Linked DNA regions of Homo sapiens: region 2 is linked to region 1. The links are chromatin contacts, found by Hi-C or POLR2A ChIA-PET in ENCODE. All regions are on one chromosome and are shown on one strand. The core of a region is the stretch at or near the end of the contact, and the rest is flanking DNA. Distances in the headings are between cores, read along the strand shown. Region 1 overlaps ERI3 (ERI1 exoribonuclease family member 3). Region 2 overlaps TMEM53 (transmembrane protein 53).

Evidence for each region. A loop is a pair of places that touch in the nucleus more often than their neighbours do. ChIA-PET counts read pairs that join two places held with the same protein, here RNA polymerase II (POLR2A). Pooled maps may share reads with other maps.
Region 2: a pooled map shows a loop between it and region 1 (6-fold over the local background). The contact joins two enhancer-like sites. A Hi-C loop is called at or near these places in 6 of 168 maps with a recorded cell type or tissue (IMR-90, aorta, body of pancreas and 1 more) and 9 of 50 pooled maps. POLR2A ChIA-PET finds 5 or more read pairs at or near these places in 4 of 52 experiments (AG04450, BJ, Panc1 and 1 more).

Annotation. Positions count from the first base shown.
Region 1 is chr1:44,236,933-44,241,734 of GRCh38, forward strand. The region is part of intron 8 of ERI3 (ERI1 exoribonuclease family member 3); the gene reads right to left. All of the region lies in intron 2 of ERI3-IT1 (ERI3 intronic transcript 1), which reads right to left. Among named protein-coding and RNA genes, the nearest start is that of ERI3-IT1, 4.9 kb to the right of the region's middle. RefSeq lists enhancers at 1,101-1,744, 3,155-3,783, 3,784-4,412. Within about 2 kb of position 3,283, at least 16 of the 41 ENCODE cell types and tissues checked have a DNase peak (open chromatin) inside an H3K27ac peak, as active enhancers do.
Region 2 is chr1:44,652,916-44,657,833 of GRCh38, forward strand. TMEM53 (transmembrane protein 53) reads right to left here. Exons shown (of 3, transcript NM_024587.4): 3 at 332-2,294. The coding sequence ends at 1,644. Among named protein-coding and RNA genes, the nearest start is that of SNORD145, 16 kb to the right of the region's middle. Within about 2 kb of position 2,821, at least 2 of the 41 ENCODE cell types and tissues checked have a DNase peak (open chromatin) inside an H3K27ac peak, as active enhancers do.

The sequences.
Region 1 (4,802 bases), core at 2,033-4,532:
CCTTCTAAGGCTGTCCCTCGTGCTAGGCCCACCTCCTCCAGGGACTCCAGGAGTCCTACTTGCTCTTCTTGCCCACCCTTGAGGTAGTCAAGGGCATTAACCCTCAAATGGGCTGGTCAGGGGACTCAGGGGAGCGCCTGGCCCGGGGACTTGTGAGAAGACCTGCGTGAGCTTCTCAGCATCCTGAAGGCTTAGGTGCTTCCATGGAAGAACAGGGCTGGATCTGGCACCTCAACCCTATGGTAGAACCAGGAACACGGCTGGCAACATTGACGTGCCTCAGCCAAAAGTGCTCACTTCACCTCCCACAAAGGAGCATCTCTCACCTCTGAAGCCCTGGTATTGGCCTGGGCACCCAGAAGACCTCAGCAAACATTTTCTGAATGAATGACTAAACACAGGGAAGGCTCCATCATCTCCCACAATGATCTCTTTCCCAGACACTTCACTCAGAAACTTTTCTAGAAATTTAAATAGATGAAGGAGCAAATATGGGCCAAAGATTTTACAGTTCTTGCTTCCAGTGAGCCTGACAGTTAGAGGCCAGCATCAACCCCATTTTCAAGAGGAAGAAACATCCCATAGTGAATGACTTACCTAGTACCACTCAACCTTGAAGGCATGAGCCTTAAACTGAATGAGGTCAGCCCAGCTCCAGGCTCCAGCATATCAAGATATGCTCCCTCTGTGGGCATTTCCCCAGGCACCCTAGCTCTCTAGAACAATCCTAAAAGGCACCTGGTTTATGAACTAGGTGCAGCTCTGCCAGGGCAGAGGCCTCACTGTGCACATGCTCAGGGTTTGTATTTCTATTCAAAGTGGCCACTTTGAAAATCCATACGTCTCCAGGCTCCCTGTACATCATGGTGTCAAGTCTTGGAGCAGAGGCATCCATCAGGGGCTCCCGAAGGCCACGGTCTGCATGCCCACGTGCCTGATCCCACCCACGTGCCTGGCCTTGGCTCCCGGCGGCCGGCAGCACTACCTTGTCCTGTGCACAGGCTCACTGTAGCCCTAGCCCGTCTGCTTGGCCCTCTTACCCTGGCCTTAGACTCCTCTGGGTGCCCTGCCTCACCCCTGCCCCAGAATACCTCCTCGGCCCTACGCGGCCTCTGCTCTTCTCTCTTGGAGCCAGGCAGCCAGCACGGAGGCAGCCTCGATAACTCGCTAACGTGCTGCCCATGCTGTTCTTAAAAATTTATGACTGTGCACCATGAAAAATCCAGCTGAGGAGCCATCATTAGCGGTGCTGCCTCCCTCCCCCACCAGAGCCACCCTCGTAAATTGAGATTTATGGCTGCGGCAGGCGGGGCGGGGGCGTGTGCAGGCAATGAGGATGTTGTGGGGGAGACAGGGAGAGACCAATGAGGCAGCCGCGGGGCCAGGGGCTCCCCCCTGCGGCAGCTCCGGTTTATCGCAGGCTGCAGTGATAATCCCTGCGGAGAGTAAGGGCCGGCCTGGGTGTCAGCGCAGGGCTAGATCCCGCCTAGCAGTGGGACGGGACAGGTCGGGGAGGGGCCTAAACCAATCACCGGCTCCTTTCGGTGTATAGGGCCAGATCTTGAGGTGCCAGGTTCCAAGCAAAGGCCTTTAGGGAAGAAGCATCATCGTTGCGGAGATCACAAGGCCTGGCCACCGGAGTCAGCTTCTCCCACCAGAAGCATCTGGGTTGGGCTGACTGTCCTATCCCAACCCAAGAGTGACGGGGAGGCAGGAAGGATGCCTGAGAGCCTCCTCTCCCCTTCCTCTGGTAAGATGGGCCCATGGAAGGGATATTCACAGCGAGAGTATAGGACTGAACCCCATCACATAGCCTCCCCCCACAGAGGCCAGACTGGGGCTGAAAGGAAAAGGAAGTGATCCCACAGCCTGCATCTACCCTGCAGGAGGAGGGGAGGAAGAGTCCCCTCCTCCTCCTCCCCTGCTCACTTAGCCCTGTCAGCCAGGCCATTATGAAATTGGGGTTTCATTTACAGACTAATTAAACATTACAGCTTGTTCACAATTACAACGCGGGGATGAGGGAGTAACTAATTACGGAAGAAATGAGCTAACATTTATCTCTGCTCCCACCCTCCCTCTCCCCACTGCTGCCCCCTCCCCCCCCCAATCCAGCTTCCTCCCACTCCCTGGTCACTACCAACTCTCTAGGCTTATTTCCTAGGGTGGGAGACTGGAAGGGGCCTGGTAACCCCCAGCCCTGGACATAAGATCTAACTGCTATTCTTAGCTATTCTGGGAGAGGGGCTTAAGAACTCAGGGCCCTGTGGCAGGGGACAGTAGGTGCTTATGTGCAAGACCCTGTGGGTATGGCCTGTGATGGTATGTGTGGCTATGATATCTGGTGTGGGGGTCTGCTTTGGGGTGTGTGACACTGCTGTGGGGCTGCAAGACTCTGCATTATCTCCATCTTGTGGCAAAAGGTCTTGATGTGACTGCTGCAGATCACTGTGTGATGGGATATGAGTGTGAATGAATCACACCCTCAACCCTCAGCCCCAGGCCAGGATAGAAAAGAACTAAGCGGCTGCAGGAGGTGATGGTTAATGCAGGCCTGGGATATGGCCCCTAGAGCCCAGAGTCCAGAGCCCAAATTCCTGCTGGGAGGCCCCATTCACTCTCCTGCCTCAGAAGCAAGAGGGGCAGGGTTACCCTGCCCTGGGGCTCAGCTGGCCTGGCCTTGGCCTCTTGCCAGATGTTCCCTCTGGGGCCCAAGGAACCTCCTGGGGGCCTGGGGTGCCCCCTGTGGGCAGGAATCCTGGGGTCTGGCTGGCCTGCCACAGCGTTTAATAATAGTAACAGTGAGTGTAAGCGTTTCCATCCTTCCTGTCTTTGGGCAGAAGAAAGGAAAGAGGAGGGAGAGGAGGGAGAGGAGGGAGTGGAGGGAGCCGGCTGAAGGGAGGCTTTGAGGCCTCAGAACTCACATCAAACGGCAGGATCTGGGCCTAATTGTCTGACCCCTGCCCCTGCCTTCAATCAGCTCTGCGGCTCCCCGCCCGCCCCTTGCCTAACTAGCAGCCATGTTCTCCTCATTAGGACAAGCTCCCCTTGCACACGTGTCCCTGGACATGTCTCCAGCACTCCCAGCTCCCAGCCCTGCCTGGTGGGAGGGTACAGCAGGGACCCAGTTTTGGAGGGGCCTCTGGGACAGCTATACCCTCAGCCACCACAGCAGGCTGGCTTGGGCTACACCAGCCCCTCCTTGAGCTACATGGGCCTAGAGGCCGTGTGCTGGGACACACTTCTGCGCTGGCTCAGCTGCTGGGTACATTCTGTCCTCTGTGTGTCCTTCTTGCTACAGCCCAACTGTCTCAGACACACAGCTCCTGAGAGCAGGGCCTATTTGATTCCAGTCCCCTTTGGCCTGGTTCAGCCTGGCTTGGGCTGGTTTAGCCTAGTAGGAGGTTTGAGTCAGGGTCTGTGTTCACAGGCTAGTAGCTGAATGAACTTCTCTGCCTACGGTACAAGGATGGCTCTCTTAAATGGATCCAGGCGTGGTGACATGTCGCGTGTCTGCAGCTGGTGGAATGGAAGGAAAGCAGTACTCGTGGTGGTGAAGAACTCCAACCCTAGACTAGGAGAGATATGTTCAAATTCCTGCTCTCTCACTTCCTTGCTGAGCAGCAATCGGTCATGACAACCTTCTGGACCCTCAGTTTCCTCACATCCAGTAGAGATGACAGCCCTTATCACGGGGTTTGAGAATTCAATGAGAGAACAGATATAAAGCCCTCTGTACTAATACCTGGCCCTCAGCAAATGTAGAATGACACTGGTGTGATTCAGACCAGACCAAACAAATTCCCCTCTCTGCAGGCCACAGGCCCCACTTTGCCCAGTGGGGCCTAGGCCTGGTCAGTAGTGTCCAGGATGGGAGGAGCTAAGAGGAAGGGTCCAGAACCCTGCAGAAGGGTAGGGGCAGCCCCAGGGGGCACAGCTAATACTGAGGACAGAGCACCTATGCTGGAGCCAAAGCATAGGGAGGGATGTCCCACAGTAGCTGCAGGTGGAAGGGCAGGGCCCAGCTTAAGGAATGTCAGTTGGCATTAGGTCAGATGGGGTAGGTCAGCAGGGCTGGCCCATGAAGTGTGGATTGTCCCATGAGTACTGTGGGCCTGAAAGGAGGGGCTGCTGTGAATGCCACTGGAGTGAAGGCTGTCTGTGCCACTCTAGGGATTGATTCTCAGGGTACCAGGAACTGGGGGAGGGGCTGGCCTGGTCTGGGCCCTGACATTGTCTCTCACCTTAAACCAGTGGTAATGACTTGCAAATATTGATGAAAACACAAACTACAGATATTGTGTTTTCAGGGAGTGAAGGTGGGGAGAGGGGATAAGGAGGAAAATAAACTGAAATGAAGTCCGGTTATCTCCCATCTGTGGCTGCTCCTAATCCCCCAGCCCACAGGAATCCAATGCAGTCCCTTATCTGCCCTGTCAATCACTCAATCACCGCCCAGTGCTTGGTGGGCACCGCACGCCCTCACACACACTCAAACACATGCTCACACATGCACACACATGCACACACTTCACTGACTCTTGCTCTAACACTCCCACCCACCCCCAGCCCATTACTCCTCTGAGTAGGAGCAGCCAGCACGCGGGTCCTGCCAGATGGATGCAATTTGCATAATATCAGCAGTGGAGGCTGCAAGATCACCAGGGGTCAGGGCGCTGACATCCCCGCAGAGTCTATCTGCAAGTGCTAATTTGGCCGGCATTGATCTGTCTTTCTGATTTCTTTGTCATTTAAGTCTGCGATGGTTTGACAGGAGATACAGAGAGAGACAAGGGGAGGCG
Region 2 (4,918 bases), core at 1,571-4,070, 420 kb after region 1:
TGGTTACTGCCACCCTGGGGGCCATATGGTCTCTAAAAGGGGCCATTAACCCAGAGTGAGGGCATTCCACTGAAGCCCGCCCTGCTGTGGGAGCCTTGAGCTGTCTCATGGCACAGGCTGCACTGCCACCTGTTGGCCATGGCTAGGAATGCAGCCACACAGCATGGGAATCCCTGCCACCATAGTGGGGACTCACCAAGGACTGATGGGATGCAGACAGAACGCGGCTCTGGGGACAAAGGATCCATCATCCCCAAGAGTCAGCTCCCATCCAGAGCTTTTCTAGCCATCTCCTTCACTGCCCCCTAAGCCCCGTGATCACCACGGTAAGCTCATTCAATCAAATATTTATTGAATACCTACTATATGCCAACATTGTGCAGTAGTGACTTCTAGAATGATCAATGATACTGAACTATCAGGCTGAATTCACCTCTTCTGCCTAGAGAGTATCTAAGTGGGTCTCCCTTCCAGAAGATGAAGGAGTTTGCTATTTCAGCCCAAATCCCCTTACCCTGGTTCTGGTCTTTAGGGCTTGGGAGTTAGCTCATCCCAGCTCCTGTTACAATGCTGCTGCCTTCCTGCCCCCCACTGTCTCTGGCAACTTTCAGCTTGCAACTTTCCCAGACCCAGCGGCTTCCTAGCAAAGTGTGGTAGAGCCAGGCAGGCCCCTAACCTCAGCTCCTCATCTGGCTTCTACCTCAGACTCCCAGGCAATGGGGTCAGAGGAGCCTCTCTGAGTGAACTGCCAAGTGGGAGCCATGTGAATGGTACTTTACACTGTAGGGCTTCGCCCTGCTGGAGCAAAGATCATAGCCCCTATCCGCAGCCTGACGCTACCCCTGACCGATATACCTTCCCTCTGGCATCTCCCCACAAAGGTCACCTTCCATTCAAGGAATCAAAACTCAACTCTGGTAACAGGCACAAAGTTTCAGTTATGCAAGATGATGAAGTTCTGAATTATGCAAGATGCAAGACTATTCAGTTCTAGAGGTCTGCCGTGCACATAATCTCTTAAATTTTAAGTATCGTACACACTTACAATTTTGTTAGGTGATCTTGGCCAGGCGCGGTGACTCATGCCTGTAATCCTAGCACTTTGGGAGGCTGAGGTGGGAGGATCACTTGAGCCTGGGAGGTTGAGGCTGCAGTGAGCCATGATTGCACCATTGCACCCCAGCCTAGGTGACAGAGTGAGACCCTGTCTTGAAATAAATAGATAAATAAATAAGTAAAGAAAAAAAGAGAGTAGGTCTCATATTAAATGTTCTTACCAGAGTTTAAATTTTAAAAAATCAACTAGGGCTCACCCTCAACACCCCCCTCCATTTGTCAACCTCTACAGCCTGCATGCCACAGGAATCAGCAGCCTGACTGTTGCACTTGTCCAAACACAACTGACTGCAAGGCTCCCACAGACACATGCCCAGGCACTCCTGCCCCTTAGGATTCTGTGGTAAGCAGACCACCAGCAGACAGAGGCCCCCAGGAGACAGGCCCATAGGAATTTTCTACTTAGGGGACCGCAAAGTCCCAAAGGGCTACAGGGAGTTGAACGAGAAGAGTGCCCGACAGATTGCAGGTTGTGGGGAGGTGTCAGGCATTTATTTCTGGAGCAGAGGTGAGATGGAGCAATGGCCTCAGCAGCGGACGCAGTTGCGCATGAAGTCGACACAGAGGCTTGTGTAGTAAGTAGGGTAGTCACGGAGGTGGCTGACGTGTGCAGATGACACGAAATCCACAGAACGCGCCAGGACCCGGCGTGCCAGGCGTGCCTCCACCATGCGTTCTATGTCTCTGGCCAGGACTACTTCGTCAGCCCTCGAGTAGAGGTAGAGCTCGGGCCAGCGAGAGCCCGCGTCCTGTAGCCTGTCATAGAAGTGGGTGTGGAAGAGGGCTGTGATGGGAGCAAGCAGGACGTGGAACAGGACGACCACCAGGGCAAAGGCCACCAGCAGCAACAGGCGCAGCATGGCGGCCCGGCGCTCCAGGATGGCTGCCAGGGCCCGCAGAGCCCCTACCAGGTTGCTGTCACCAGGAGCGCTGTCAAAGATGGTGCCCACCACACGCAGGCGGCAGAAGCGACGGGTCTGCAGGAGCTCCAGCACGTAGCGGTACAGCATGACGCCACCGTTGCTGAAGACATGGAAGAGCAGGGGCTCCTTCTCAATCTCATAATCAAAGAGCAGCTCGAGCAGCTTCTGGGCCAAAACACGAAGTGAAGGGATACCCAGTGACTCGGAGAAGAAGACCATGTGCCACGGGGCTGTGTATCGGATTACGATGCAGCCCTGGGGAGAGAGGCCTGGTCAGTCCTCACAGATGAGGTGGGGGTAGTGGGTACAAGCTAAGGTCAGAGGGGCCCAGCAACCCCAGCCTGTAGGACATAGGCCATGGGGCCCACAGCGTCAGCAATGCTCTGGGTCCTGCTTCAGCCTGAGCCCACCAGCCCGCTGCCCACAGACACAGGTGCCTTCTGGGCAGGGAAGGTATACTTAAGGCCCATTTTTGGACTAATTGCTTCATGCTGGCCAAGCCCTCTTGGCCTGGAGTGGTATTTGAGGCCCAGAGCCTGAAGCATATACTGGAGACACCTGGGCTGACCAGAGGAAGTCTCTTTACTCTGGTTCCCTCCTGTCTGTGCCCCGCACTCCCATCCTAGGCCTTGCACATTTGGGATGGGGCCTCACTGCTTGGCTATACCCTGTCCCAGCACCTCAGATCTGCACTGTCCCTACCTCCCAGACAGAAGTAGTACCCCCATGAGACCAGTACCCGAGAGCTGGCCTGCAGGCGCCAGCCCTGACCACCAGAGGCCACTTCTGAGCCAGGCCCACATCACTTTCATCACTGGTCACTGTCACCTTCCCTCTCTCCCAGGCTCCTAAAAACAGAGTCCATACTCTCTGGACTCAGGGACCTGACACTCAAATGTCCCTGGTTCCCCGGCCTGGGATCACTCCTCATATCTGCCCTGAAATTCCAAATACAGTAAACACTTGTTCCTCGAATTCTATAATCTGGGCCCAAACTCCCTCTAGGTTTCTATATTCCTCACGCTTGGGCCAAGGGTGCCACAATCTCCACACAGGTCCCCTTCTAGGTCAGTTAGAAAAGCCACCATGCCTGGCTCCTAATCCCCTCTCATCCTCCTGTTCAGAGACAAAGGGCCCTTTGTCAGGGGAATGTGACTTTGGAGAGTGCTGGGGTCAGACAGGTCCGGGTTCAACTCCTGGCACCACTATGTATCAATAGTAAGAACAAGGAGCAGCTTACTACTTTCTGAGTCTGGGTCCCCATCTATAAGATTACGGTGAAATTGGGATAACACCCACCTCATAAGGTTATGGGTAAAATTAGATGAAAAAAAATGTATCTCAAATGATCAAAGCAGTACCTGACACAAAGTAAACTCTCAACCAACAGCAGCAGTAATTAGTGATGTGGTAGTGACAAGGAGAAAATCGTATGGCCACAGTAGTTAAATGACCCATGGCTAAACAGGGATGGTCAGCAGAGGTACCTTGCCATCAGCCGCCTGACCTCCTAGCCCTGGAGTGCCTAAGCATCCCTCCCAAGACTCTGAAGAGGAGGCTGCTTAAGGCCACCCACATTCTCCCAAATGCTCAAATCTGACAGAGGCCTTTCAGTCCCCACTGTATGTTTCTCCCTGGCAGCATCTGGAATCACACACTCCTAGAAATATTATCTTGCAGCCCAGTCTCTTCAATAAGCCAGTAACATGAAAAAAGGGGCTGTTCTATAGCCTGGACGACATAGGGAGACCCCATCTCTAAAAAAGAAAAAAAAAATGGTTGGGCACAGTGGCTCACACCTGTAATCCCAACACTTTGGGAGGCTGAGGTGGGCAGATGACGAAGTCAGGAGTTCGAGACCAGCCTCACCAACATGATGAAACCCCGTCTCTACTAAAAATACACAAATTAGCCAGGCGTAGTGGCACATGCCTCTAATCCCAGACACCTGGGAGTCTGAGGCAGCAGAATTGCTTGAACCCAGGAGGCAGAGGTTGCAGTGAGCCGGGATCACGCCATTGCACTCCAGCCTGGGCGACAGAGCAAGACTCTCTCTCAAAAAAAAAAAAAGAACAACAACAAAAAAAATACTAGCTTGGCGTGGTGGTGCATGCCTGCAGTCCCAGCTACTCGGGAGGCTGGAGGCAGAATGATTGCTTGAGCCCAAGAGTTGAGGCTGCAGTGAGCTATGATTGCACCACTGCACTCCAGCCTGGGTGACAGAGTGAGACCTTGAATCTAAAATCAGGTGGGGAGGGGAAGAGTTCTGGATTTAAAAGAGCCTTAAGAAGAAACAAAATAACTAGATGCAATGTGTGATCTTAGATTGGATCCTGTTTGGGGCACATCCGCTGTAAAGGATGCTTTAGGGACAATTAGGGAATCTGAATATGGACTGGAAACTAAATGAGATCAAACAAGAAGGTGGAGATCATGATCTGAAAAAAGCAGGATACAAAGCAGTAGATTCAATAGGTCTCATGTAGGTAAAGAGAAGATATACCCCCCCAAAAAGCTGGAAGGATATACACTAAGTGTAAATAGAGGTCATCTCTAGGTGCTAGAATATGGTGTTTTTGTTTTGTTTTGCTTGTTTTGTTTGAGACAGGGTCTCACTCTATCACCCAGGCTGGAGTGTAGTGGCACGATCACAGCTCACTGCAGCCTCAACTTTCCAGGCTCAGGTGATCCTCCCACCTCAGACTCCCAAGTAGCTAAGACTACAGACACGCACCACCGTGCCTGGCTAATTGTTTCAATTTTTTTTGTGGAGATCAGGTTTCACCATGCTGTTTAGGCCGGTCTCAAACTCCTAGGCTCAAGTGATCCTCCTTTCTGAGCCTCCCAAAGTGCTGGGATTACAGGCATGAGCCACAGCA